3 separate regions of the Homo sapiens genome follow, and regions 1 and 3 are each linked to region 2. The links are chromatin contacts, found by Hi-C or POLR2A ChIA-PET in ENCODE. All regions are on one chromosome and are shown on one strand. The core of a region is the stretch at or near the end of the contact, and the rest is flanking DNA. Distances in the headings are between cores, read along the strand shown.

Region 1 (4,134 bases), core at 524-3,023, 410 kb before region 2:
CCAATCTGTGATTTTTTTTAAAAAAGAAAAACGAAATCTCAGGCCAGCGTCAACCTCTCTCTGAGACACTCTCCTGGTAACTGGCTTACACTTCAGAGAATGTGGTTGATGTTGAGTTGGTACCCTGGTCTCTTGTCCCTTGATTCAGTATTCCAAGTCTCATCTGCCCTGTGGCCTATTCCACAGTAGGCGCTTAATAAATGCACATTAAAGGAATGAATGCAAACAACATAGCTGTCATCTCTGAGGATGAACTATTTTTTTTCCTAATATGTTTTCCCATACTCCAATTACACACGCTATGAGCCTTTCAGTCCTTGAATGTTCTGGCTCGGAGGGCTCTTTGTCTCCTCTCACAGATGGGAAACTGAGCTTCTGAGAGGAGATATGCTTCTTCAACAACATCTCGATGGAATTGGAAAGAGGAATGTTAGACGTTTTCCTAGTTTTCATCGTTTTTCTTCCATTCCATGAAGTGTCCTCCTCCAGTGGAGCTCCTGACCATCACCTGTCCACAGGAGCGTGGTGCGCAATGTGCTCTTGCAGTGTGGATGCTGCAAGTGATCTAGGATGTTAATGAGCCCAGCTCACTTCTGTCCACCCCCAGGGCTTCAACTTCTACCCCACACCCAGACCTGCTGCATTCAGAGGTCTAGCATTGTCTTTGTTCACATAGCCAACTGCCTACAGGGCACCTTCCCTGCCATTTTCCATAGAGCCCTTAAATGCCAGAAAGGGACTCATCATCTTCTTTTTAAATTCTTTCTCCTCATTCCCTATCTCAGGAAATGAGACAGAAACATAGGAGTCATTCTAAGGCCTTCCATTTCCCTCACTGCCAACATCTAATTACTCACCAGGTCTTGCTGCTGCCACTTCAGAACCACTTTTTTTTTTTTTTTTTTTTCCCCAATTAGGGACCTGGTGCCATCATCTGGCTTCTTACAGCCTGGATCAATCTTTCTATTTGGGGATGCTTGTTATTTTTCCAATAAAGAGACTTTCAAAAAGTCAAAAAAGTGTGCCTCTTGCCTGGATTCACAGATGATTTTGAAAAGGATAATTACCTCTTCCATCTTCAGCTATGATTCTATTTTGGAATCCTCTTCCTCTAATTAAAAAAAACAACAACAACTCCTAATGCTATTTGAGTCTGAGTCATTTGTGCAGTGAAATCACCAAAGCTGCACAAATAAACGTGAAATGCAGGACTCAGGCTCCCCTGGCCTCCCCCTGGGATTGGACATCCCCACAAGATGCAGATAGTAGTTCTTGTGGCACACTTTCCAGATCCAGACCCAAGGCAAACAAAGTATGCTGCATTTTGGGGCAATTTTTCCCCCAAGCTTCTCTTTCAAATGCTTAGAATAGCTTCTGGCATTCAATAAATGTATATTTTTCCTCCCTGCATGTATTCTCCAGGGATTTAAAAATATGCATAAATACTGCTTACGATATGACTAATGCCCTAAGGCCATGAGCAGTGCCCAACTTTCACTCTAGTGAGCATGCAGAGATGTCACCTCATCTTCTTCAATTTCATTAGTCATCAAGGCGTCATAAAAGCTAGAGTTGGGAAGCCCGTAGGGACCACCAAGCATGACCCCTATTTATGCATGGGGAAATGGAGGTCACACACCTCATCAACATCAGTTATAAAGGGCACTGACTTTCAGAAACACACAACACATTAAATCTAGACCTTCCCCCTGGAAGAGCTAACCACAGACTGTTACATGTGGCATCAGTGAAGTCGCAGTTACTTTGGAAGCACCTAAATGCGTTCTGAATTGCCAGTCATGCTGCATATATGAGAGAGAGAAAGAACTGGTCTTGTTAGTTCAAAAGGAGGGGTCGGATCTCCATCAGATCCACATGAAGGGCAGAGAAGAATGAGTCAGAGGCAGGCCCAGGTTCAGCAAAGGCCCAGAGTTTAGGAAGAAAAAAATTGTTGGGAGGAGACTGCATTGTAATGCTTCTATGCTCTTTTCGTATTCAGTTGACTTCAACAACATATTTTTTGATACCCAAAACCATCAGGTGCTGTGCAGGGCATGAAATGGATCATATGTAATCACAAACGGTTGCAGCTTTGAGGGGCTCATAGATGATCAAGTAATCCTAGCACAAAATGGCCATCTTATAATGGAACTCACTGTGCGGTGCTGTAGAGGCAGAGGAGGGGCACTACTCCAGTCGGGGATATTCTGGAAGACGTCACAGTGGGTGACACTTGACTTGGGCACTGAAGGATGAGTAGAGTTTACCAGATGCCCAAGAAGGGAGAGGGTAGTTCAGGAAAAGGAAAGGTTTGTCCAAGGGCACAGGAGGGCAATGTGGTCCAGCATATCCCTGGAGTGTAAACAGTAGGTTTGAGGCAGGAGTGGGCGGTGCTAAGAGGTGAGACTGGGATGAGATGGTGCAGGAACTTAGACACTGGACATTGTCATGAACTAATTAAGAGGCAACACCAACACTGCCTCAGCAGAGGATGCTCCCCCTGTGTCTTATTGGAGTCGCCATGTTTGCTTGTCTCTTCTGCCCACAGCCTTCCTCCATGGGCATTATCATTCAGTTGCTTCCCAGAAAGCTGGGGATCATTTGGATTCATGTTTTCTCATCTTCTTTCATCCAACTCATCCCTAGGTCCTGTCCATCTCCCTCCCAAGTCTACCCCTATTTATCCACCTCTCTCAGGCACTGCTACCCCTTCATAGTCAGAACCACTACCACCTCTTGCTTAGCTGCAATCATCCCCCAGTGAATTTTCTTGCTTCCATTTATAGCTCTCCTGGTTTTGTCTGCTTGCACAGCAGACAGTGGTATCTTCAAAAATGCACTTCTGATCAGGTCACCATGCCACTTTTATTAAGGTAACTTAGTGGCTTCTGGGTAAATAACTTTCAAACCCCTTCCTGTAGTCTGCAAGGTCTTGCCTTACTGACTGCTTTGGGTCATTCCACCACCCCAGCCTCCTCCCACCACTGAATGCCCCTCATCCTCGCTCATTCTTCACTCTGACAGTCCTTCCCCACCTTAGGATAGTCACACATGTTATTTTCTCTGCCATGCATGGTCTTCTCATGCTCTCATGTGGATCTCAGACCTCAGAACATGTTACCACTCAGAAAGTCCTGCCTGACACCACCCTTCTGTCCTACCAGTCTATTTTGCAGTGTCCATTTCTTGACAGCACTTATCACATTGTACACTAGTGTTTTTTAAACAATTTATTCTCAATTCCTAGTACAATGCTTGATGCCCAATAGTTGCTCAATAAGTATTTCTGGAATGTGTGAATTGATCATATACCTTGCTGTGTCAGGCAGGGTTCTTTAGAGAGACAGAGCTAATAGGATATATATATATACCCATATATATATATACCCATATATATACACCCATATATATATACACCCATATATATATACACCCATATATATACACCCATATATACACCCATATATATATGCCCATATATATATACCCATATATATATTCCCATATATATATACCCATATATATATTCCCATATATATACCCATATATATATTCCCATATATATACCCATATGTATATTCCCATATATATATACCCATATGTATATTCCCATATATATACCCATACGTATATTCCCATATATATACCCATACGTATATTCCCATATATATATACCCATACGTATATTCCCATATATATATACCCATACGTATATTCCCATATATATATACCCATATGTATATTCCCATATATATATACCCATATGTATATTCCCATATATATACCCATATGTATATTCCCATATATATACCCATATGTATATTCCCATATATATATATACCCATATGTATATTCCCATATATATATACCCATATATATATTCCCATATATATATACCCATATATATATTCCCATATATATATACCCATATATATATTCCCATATATATATTCCCATATATATATTCCCATATATATATATTCCCATATATATATTCCCATATATATATATTCCCATATATATATTCCCATATATATATATTCCCATATATATATTCCCATATATATATATTCCCATATATATATATTCCCATATATATATTCCATATATATATTCCTATATATATATATTCCC
Region 2 (4,345 bases), core at 659-3,158:
CTTTTTCAGCATAAACTTTGTCAGTCTCTTAATCTTGGCTCTTCTACATCAATTTAATAGGGTTGTCTTAAAAACAAACAAATGACAACAACGAAAAAGCCACAACAGATGGTTTATGAAATTGCAGAAGGCTGGAGCAGAAAGAGAGCCATAGAAACAATCTGACCACATTCATCCATTGTAAATGTCACCTATAGCTTCCCTGTCAGGATTACCAAGGATCTCTGTTGATTACTTCCAGTGATAAGAAGTCACTTATGAGACAGGTCATTTTATTTTAATTATCAGTTAAATAATCATTCAACTGAAATCTCCTTAATTTTCCACTCTATGGAGCTACCTAGAAAGCATCAAATTTTACTTTCTCTTGGCAGTTCCCTTATACTTGAAAACGGAATTAGGGTCCCCATTCAGTTTTCTTTCTTCAGTTAAATGTCTCCTTTTCTTTCAGTGTTATCTCCTCATTTGAAGTAGTTTTCTGGTTTTATAATACTTAACATACTAGTTGCTCTTCTCTGGATAAATTCCAAATTGTCAATTTCACTTTTAAACTTTTATGCTCAGAACTGAGTAGGATATAGCTGCTGTACTCGATGCAGAAAACTCATGCAAAAAGTAGCAGTTTTTCTCCAGTGGTTATGCTCAACTGTTTTAATATACTGCTTTGTCACACAGTCATGCCTGGGGCAGTTCAAGATCCTTCAGATCAAGACCTGGGCTCTTCTAGGAAGTAAAATACAAAGGTTTTACTGCAGAGGATACCTCTGACAGAAGTCTGTCTTTCTCTCCCTCCTTTGTATTTTAAGTTGCATTTTGTAGATAACTAAGTCAAAGCACTATTCAGCCCCTGAATAATAGAAGCAAGCCCTCTAAATAATAGAATGCATTAAATAAGAATTCCAAACATTTTATACATATGACACTTGGAAAGAGTTTTCCTGAAAGTAGCCTGAACTGTTAAAAACCTTGGTTCTAGCCATAATATTGATGATCTGTTTGAACTCCTGAGTCATACAATCTCTCATGTAGGTTAGGCTGCTAATATAATACCTTATGGCATCTAACAATGACAAAAATCATTTTGCAGTTGAGTCAAGCTTAACCATACCATGGGCAGGTAAGTTTTTATTTAAAAAAAATTTCCTACTTGAGTGCCCATCAATTCCTCTCTGCCTGGGTTATATTTGTCTCTTTATATTTTTCAATATAGTTCCCAAGAGAAAATTGATCTTATTTCCAGTTCCTAATGAAAATATGAGATTTTAAAAAACTGTAATGAAAGGTTTCAATTTATAGAGGGTGTGTTCTCTTCCTCAATCTGGAATATCTGCAATACCTTCCCTCAAGTGAAATGTTCAGCTTATTTAGAGGATATCAGGATGGTTTGCTATTTCCTGTGCCTCATGACTGCATACGTATTTGCCATCTGATATTTAATAAAGCCATTCAAGGACCATGACATTTCGTTGGATGGCACAGTAAGGAAAGAAGTCTGATGAGACCCAAACATGCGTGGCAGGAATTGGAGGAAGGTACAAGGAAAGTATCTTTGCTTTTGCATTTGGGAGATTCAAAGAAGCAGGTTTTTTGTTTGTTTCTTAGAAAACAACAAAGTTGTCTCTCCCCCCTACTACACAGAACCACTTTCAGAGAAGACTTTCAAAAGCTTCGACAACAACAAAAAACTAAACTAAAACTAAACAAAGGCTCCCCGGCTACTAGAACAGGGTTTGCTTCATCTTCAAGCTGTTCTTTCACAGCCATGTCCTAGTTATGACAGTGTGGGAAGTCGGAATGACAACCACCAAACCAAACTGGTCTCTGTCTTCACCTTCTCACAGAAAAAAAAAAAAAAAGCCCCATCTTGGAATGTGCTCTGAAGATTTTCTCGTCTCACTGTAGCTAGGAAAGAATTCACCCCAGAGGCTAGAGCAACATGCTTGGCTAAGCTTCCCACAAAACCAAGGACTACTTGCCTTAAAGGTTTTCCTTTCATTGGAATCGCTTATGCATATGTCATCACTGACTCATATCTCATAAACATGATTTACAAAAAAAGCTTGTCAGCTGGGTTTTATTAAATAGTAAATTAAAAAAAAAAACCTGCATCCAGAATATCCAACAAGCTCAACACCCACAAATTCACTGGCTCATCTTCCAGCATCATGTGGTGGTTGATAAGTCTGAAGAACACACACACACCTCATCAGCTCCCATCAAACTCTCTCTGCACCCACGGGAAAAGCTCCACATTCATAGAATTCCTCCCACACATGCCTGCACCCCATCAGCACAAGCAAAGATGAGGATTTACTCTGTGAGTCCAAAGAAAATAAATTGCTCCATTTATACATGACACATGAAAGAAAAAGTCATGCTTATGTCAAGCTAGAAATACACTTTTTAAAAGACAAAATTGTTACTTAAAAAAGGAAAAGTGCTTTGGCTCTGGAATGCCTGGTGGGTGCAATAATTCAATTAAAATTCATTGTTCTGACTCTGGCAAGTATTCATTTGTTCACCAATATTTTAGAGAGATCTATTCTCATTGGTTCTTCGAGTTCATGGAAAGCTTCATGTCATCTTATTGGATTGTCTTGTATTTTAAATGATTACTATATAGGCATCCTGGGAAGATGGAAAGACATTAAAAACCCTAAATCCTAGGCACATCTTCTATCTACTTTACAAAATAGTGTGTATGAAATAATTCAACAGAAGCCAAGGGTATGGAATCCTTAGTAAAACCTGAAATAAGTGAACAAAATTATGCCTTTCAGATTCTGGAAGGCATTTATATACCTTTCCACACCAGTAGTCTGGATTTAAACTGTGATGATAGGAGATCTAGGATTTATAATGAGACCAGTTTAAGTTATTGTGCTCATGATGTATTTTATTAGAGTAGCACTACTGATGACAAACATCTTTTAAAAATGGATAAAGGCAGCAACATGACAGAAGTTTGTTTTCAGCTCATATAAGCCTTAAGAATTGTTTTCTTCATTAGTGCATGACTTTCCTTCCAGTTGTGATTCTGGGACCTAGTCTTCTGTCATACTGTGGCTCTGATATCTTCAATATATGTTTTCCAAAACAAATTATCCAAGGCATCTGGGTGAATCTGAAACTAAAGGAAAGAGCATAGGAAATGACATGTAATCGACTATTGTGGACCACCATGGAAGTAGCACTTGCCACTTCTGTACACATCTCATTGGCCGGGACTCAGTCATGTAACCTCACCTAACTTCAGGGAACATTGAAAATGTCTCCTAGTTGTGTGCTCAGGAGAAAAAGAGAGTGGGTTTGGTAAATAGCAGGCCAATTTTTGCTACTCAAGGAAAAGAAGAAATTCCCATTCTACCATCTTTCCTCTTGTGTGAGAAGGCATGACAAGGACCACAGCTCATCCGCATTGAGTATGTAGCAGACATTTAGGGGAAACTTTCGTCAGTGATTCCAGAGACTGTTTTATTTCAGTTCCTCTCCAGAGAGTTCTCTTAACATGCAGTAAATATCAAAAATGGAGCTTCTGATAATTGTACCATGGGCCAGGGCCTTGGTATTCTGAATAATAATTACTAAGGCATTCTGTTCAATTGGGTTTTAAAGATCAATTGTATCTGAGTTGCCACATCATGGAAGGTCTTTCGATGATTTTTTTCACTGTGAAATCTATGTGCATTTGATCATGTAGACGTCCATTCTTTTGTTTTTCCATTCCTTTCAAAAACTAAATTGAGACAGCTTACAAAATAAAATTCAACAAGTAAATGGTAGACCCAACACCTTGAAAAGGGAATATTATTGGTAGTAAAATTAAATGAAGCTGGGGGTGAGGGTATTACATTTAATGTATATATGCGTCTCTTTAAAAGAGAGGGATAAAGTTGAGGGTTGTAAATAAGCTCATTTAATAGTGGCCAAAGTAAAGAATGCGACCTCAGACATGGGGCCTGTAATTATCTTTCATGCTGCCCTGATGTGCTCTTTCCTTCCAGGGACTCCCACATTTCCCTAAATCCATTAACAACAAGAACAGAATAGAGGGGAAAATGCTTGAAAAGAATATTTAATATGAGTGATGAAATCAAGTGCTAAATTTAAAAAGAAAGGAATGGGATGGGCAATTATTATAGCAAAAAGAGAACAGGAAAAGTGAAAAGCAGAGAAAGAAAACTGGCAATCTAACTCCTTTTTGACTAGAAACAGGACACAAGAAGCAAACTGCTGGTGGTGTGTGTGTGGGGGGTGTTTAAGCAAAGATGTCAGACTCCCAAGATTAAACTAGTGAAGAATGGGAAGGGAGAGGGAGAAGAGGCAAAATGCACAAAACTCCATA
Region 3 (4,324 bases), core at 1,493-3,992, 400 kb after region 2:
CACAGCCACACTCCTTTGTTTGCTTATTATCTATGGCTGCTTTCATACTATCATGGCAGAGTAGTTACACCAGAGATCGTGTGGGCTGCAAAGCCTAAAATACGTATTATTTTGCCATTTATAAAAAAATAGCTATTCACAATAGCAAAGACTTGGAACCAACCCAAATGTCCAACAATGATAGACTGGATTAAGAAAATGTGGCACATATACACCATGGAATACTATGCAGCCATAAAAAATGATGAGTTCATGTCCTTTGTAGGGACATGGATGAAATTGGAAACCATCATTCTCAGTAAACTATCGCAAGAACAAAAAACCAAACACCGCATATTCTCACTCATAGGTGGGAATTGAACAATGAGATCACATGGACACAGGAAGGGGAATATCACACTCTGGGGACTGTGGTGGGGTCGGGGGAAGGGGGAGGGATAGCATTGGGAGATATACCTAATGCTAGATGACACGTTAGTGGGTGCAGCGCACCAGCATGGCACATGTATACATATGTAACTAACCTGCACAATGTGCACATGTACCCTAAAACTTAGAGTATAATAAAAAAAAAATAAATAAAAAATAATAAAAAATAAAAAAAAAAAGGCGTGAGCCACCGTGCAAAAAAAAAAATAAAAATAAAAAAAATAAAAAAAATAGTTGTTGGGTCCTGGAATAGATCAATCTATAAACAATGCAGAGGACTGTTCCTGCTTTTGTGCTTGCACGTTCTGTACTAAGATCATCTGTATTCTTATTTCTCTCTCCCATTATTAGACTGTGAGCTCCTTTAGGACAGGGACAAACCATATTCAGTTCATTTTGGTTTTTCTAACTCCTAATACAATATTGCTACAATGATCCATGGGTTAATTAAGTCCATTTTGCTCATTCAGCTTATGAATTATCTAGTCCAGCTGCTAATTTAACTGATTTGAAAATTGAAACCAAAGGAGGTTGAGTGACCTTCTTTAAAGCCCCAGCAACTGAGTATCTACATTGGATCTCAAACCTAGGTCTCTTGACTCTTAATCCTGCTGTCTTTGTTCTTACTGTAACTCAGCTGTTCAAATTAGTTTAAAAATAAGCAATAATGTGAACATTAGTAGAACCAAGACAGTGGAGATATGTATCTACTTATAGAGTCATTCTTTTACAGGCGCGATGACTCATTTATGTGGAAAATGTGCCCAGGAGCTATGTCTAAATCTGTGTTCTAGTCATCTCTATAGAGCAGAAGTTTGTGCATTATCTTAGGAAGCCAGGCTTAATGAATCTCCCTAGAAAGCTTTGGAGATTCTGCGAGGAGTCCTCCATGGAGGTCAGAGATATAGAAAGCTCCGTATTGCTATTCCATATGCCTGTTCACCCTTCCTATTAGGAGGCTGGAAATATAATTAGAAGACAAGCACCACAGATGCTGCAGTTTACAATATCCAGAAGAAACTGCCGAAATGGGTAAGACATGAAAGGATAATTTTGCTTATACAAAATAGCAGACTGCAAACTAAAACCAAGAAAAACAAACAGGCAGATGGGAAGAGTGGAGAAGGCACTGGCACAGCTGTGAGCAGGATTTAGACACCCAGATGCAACATAATTTGGGGGGAGGGGTGGGAGAGGAAGAGCATCTGAAAGAAAATTAGAATCACAAAAGATGCTGAAGAATAATGAGTTTCTCATCTCTCCACCTGCAGGTTAAACTTTTTCACCACTCCCTAATACCGTGGTTGCTGAAAGTCATTTCCTGGGGGATGGAAGAACAGGACTCTAGGACGGAAAAGATAAATAGACGTCATTCTTAGCAAAAAAGGCAGCAGCAGTAAAATCAACAGCTATGGTTGTGATGGAAGAAGAAAGACATAACCATTACCCAGAAGAGGGTGGATAGTAGTGTTTAGTTTTATTATTAGCAGCACTATTTACATAACAGCACATGTGCATGCCTGCCTGTCCATATAGAGCTATGGGCTTGGGGTGGGGCAAGAGAGAGTCATTGCTTGTAGAATTTCTACTAGGCAGTAGCCACTATGATGGAAACTACACATATCATCTTCATTAATTCCCCGCTTTCCCACAACAGCAACAAATTAAAAAAAAATCAATGATGTATTGTTTTTCCTGTTTGGGGGGATTAGGAAACTAAAGGACCAAGGGGTAGGAGCCAGGATTTAAATTTAGATCTTTATGATGCCCTAGAGGGTATTCCTCAACCACTTAAGTACAAACACAAAGCAAAGTCATCAGAAAAAACATTTCTGTTATGTAAAATCAAACGTAACACCAAAAGGGAGCAGCAATATGTTCTTTAGCAAATTGTGACTCAAAAAAGAAGAAGCTTCTGTCAGCCAAGGGAGATTCAGCAACTGGGTGCTTAGCTCTGCCATGCCACAGAGCACCTCTTCGCTTCTCTAAAAGTACTTAAAAAAAAACAACTGGCTGTTTATGCATTTTTATTCTCACTATGTTGTGAGCCCCTGCAGGACAGAAATTGGACATTACTCATCCATATATGCCCAGAACCCAGTAAAAAGCCTAGCCCTGCGTAGAGCTACTACGTGGCTGGACTCTAGGAGTCCCCACTTAAATACTGGTGTTAATGTGAGTGATGGAGGCAGGGCTGTGCTCCATAGGAGGCCCACAGAGAGCAGGTGTTCCCTAAATGATGACAGAGGGATGGGCTTGTTTCAGCCAGCCAGCTTCTAAGAAGTTTCCAGTGAGATCGAACTGCTCCTTCCCCTACATTTTCAGGGCATTCTATTTAGTATGCACCTTTCCCCCTTCCTCCACCCCACCACATTCTCATCACAGTTCTGTGTGTCAGAATGATGTTTATCCCTAAGGCTATTTATGGGCATGACTGGATTTTATCTTAGCTTCCTTGAAGTGGCCCAGTCAAGTGAAATGAGTCTGCATTTTAAACAAAATAATGTGCTTCTTTCTAAAACAAGATTTTTTAATCTATAAAATATAGCTCATAAAACCCTTTTCACACATAATCTATGCTAAGTAATATCTTTTTCTTTATTGTCTATTTCATTCCTCCCTCCTGGTGGGCACACCATGAGAGAGTTCCTTGAACGGGTGTGTCAACTGTTTCCCAGTGGCAATAGGGCCGTTCTGCCTGTTACTGCAAAAAATGAGGTAGAGTTCCCATATCTTGGAGGATATATCTCTTCATGGGAAGAGAAAAATCCTAGCTCTGCATTCCAGCTCATGGGCTGTGTGCACCAGCTATTTTGGGGAAGGGGAAAGCCAGTCTCACAACACTTTCCCCAGAGAAAAGATGCCAATCTCAACATTAACCATTAGGAAACATCATTAAAGCAGATGAGAAATGGGCTGCGGACATTTTTATGAGCCCAAAATACTCTACTTGGAGGTTTTATGGAGACCACAGGAAGCCAGAGAGACAATGACATCCATACCCTTTTTTTAGAGTCTGCTGAGCTGAGGAACAATCTCTGTGCTCCATAGAGTGTGTTTTTGCAAGTGTAAATTACCATTGGGGGCCATGTCAAAGTAAGCCTTTTTCAGAGACTTGTGCACCTGTTGGAGATAGAATGCTCTAGGCCAAGTAGTTGTGGGCTTACTGTCCATATCCATCCAGAGTTGCAAAGAAAATACTTCCTTTTGATTCCAGGACAGTCTTGGAATTAGTCTTTAGAGAAGGCTATTCTGCTTAAATCTGCATGGTTGCAACATTGCACCAGTAATCTCTATATATTGGTTTTCTTATTTTTTCATATGACAAAATGAAGCTCAGAAAAGTTGAGAAACTTGCACACACACACAACTAGTAAGTAAAGGAATCAGAATTTGACTCTGCATGTTCTTCCTTATGGCACCACCTCCTTATCCAAGCCCAAAATGTAGATTTAAGGCAGGGACAGGAAAGAGGGTGTGCATACAGAAGTGGCCCCAAATGAGGTCTCTTGGGTCTTTATTTAGGGCAAGCTCAGCAGAGATATTTTTTTCTCTGTACATCAGGAATTGTGTTTTTAAGGCATTAAACCACACAGTGAAAATAGGAGAGAGGTGAGCAAAGTCCTGGCAGGTTGCTCTCTGCCTTCAGTAATGCAGTTGTGTGTTTTCCCGGGAGCCCTAGAAGAGGGATGGGGAAGATGGTCCAGAATAGTCCTGAATTGTAGAGCTTTCCTATTTATACTGACATCTCGTGGTAGTGCTGTGTGACTGCAATCTGCATTGTCTTGGGAGCCAAGCATTCAACTTTACCAATATTCATTTTACTCATTCGTGAATTAATTGAACCAGAAGTTGTTACTAAGCACTTGGTATTTGCCAGGCACTGTGCTAGACA

The links. Hi-C counts contacts between places; a loop is a spot of excess contacts on that map. ChIA-PET counts read pairs that join two places held with the same protein, here RNA polymerase II (POLR2A). Pooled maps may share reads with other maps.
Region 1: a map of chondrocyte shows a loop between it and region 2 (4-fold over the local background). The contact joins two enhancer-like sites. A Hi-C loop is called at or near these places in 1 of 168 maps with a recorded cell type or tissue (chondrocyte). POLR2A ChIA-PET finds 5 or more read pairs at or near these places in 1 of 52 experiments (naive thymus-derived CD4-positive, alpha-beta T cell).
Region 3: a map of ascending aorta shows a loop between it and region 2 (2.4-fold over the local background). The contact joins two enhancer-like sites. A Hi-C loop is called at or near these places in 2 of 168 maps with a recorded cell type or tissue (Right ventricle myocardium inferior and ascending aorta) and 6 of 50 pooled maps.

Annotation. Positions count from the first base shown.
Region 1 is chr2:12,119,163-12,123,296 of GRCh38, forward strand. The region is part of intron 2 of MIR3681HG (MIR3681 host gene); the gene reads left to right. Among named protein-coding and RNA genes, the nearest start is that of MIR3681, 78 kb to the right of the region's middle. RefSeq lists a silencer at 1,647-1,847. Within about 2 kb of position 1,774, at least 2 of the 41 ENCODE cell types and tissues checked have a DNase peak (open chromatin) inside an H3K27ac peak, as active enhancers do.
Region 2 is chr2:12,532,848-12,537,192 of GRCh38, forward strand. All of the region lies in intron 4 of MIR3681HG (MIR3681 host gene), which reads left to right. Among named protein-coding and RNA genes, the nearest start is that of TRIB2, 180 kb to the right of the region's middle. Within about 2 kb of position 1,909, at least 7 of the 41 ENCODE cell types and tissues checked have a DNase peak (open chromatin) inside an H3K27ac peak, as active enhancers do.
Region 3 is chr2:12,927,234-12,931,557 of GRCh38, forward strand. No RefSeq gene overlaps it. Among named protein-coding and RNA genes, the nearest start is that of MIR3125, 190 kb to the left of the region's middle. Within about 2 kb of position 2,743, at least 3 of the 41 ENCODE cell types and tissues checked have a DNase peak (open chromatin) inside an H3K27ac peak, as active enhancers do.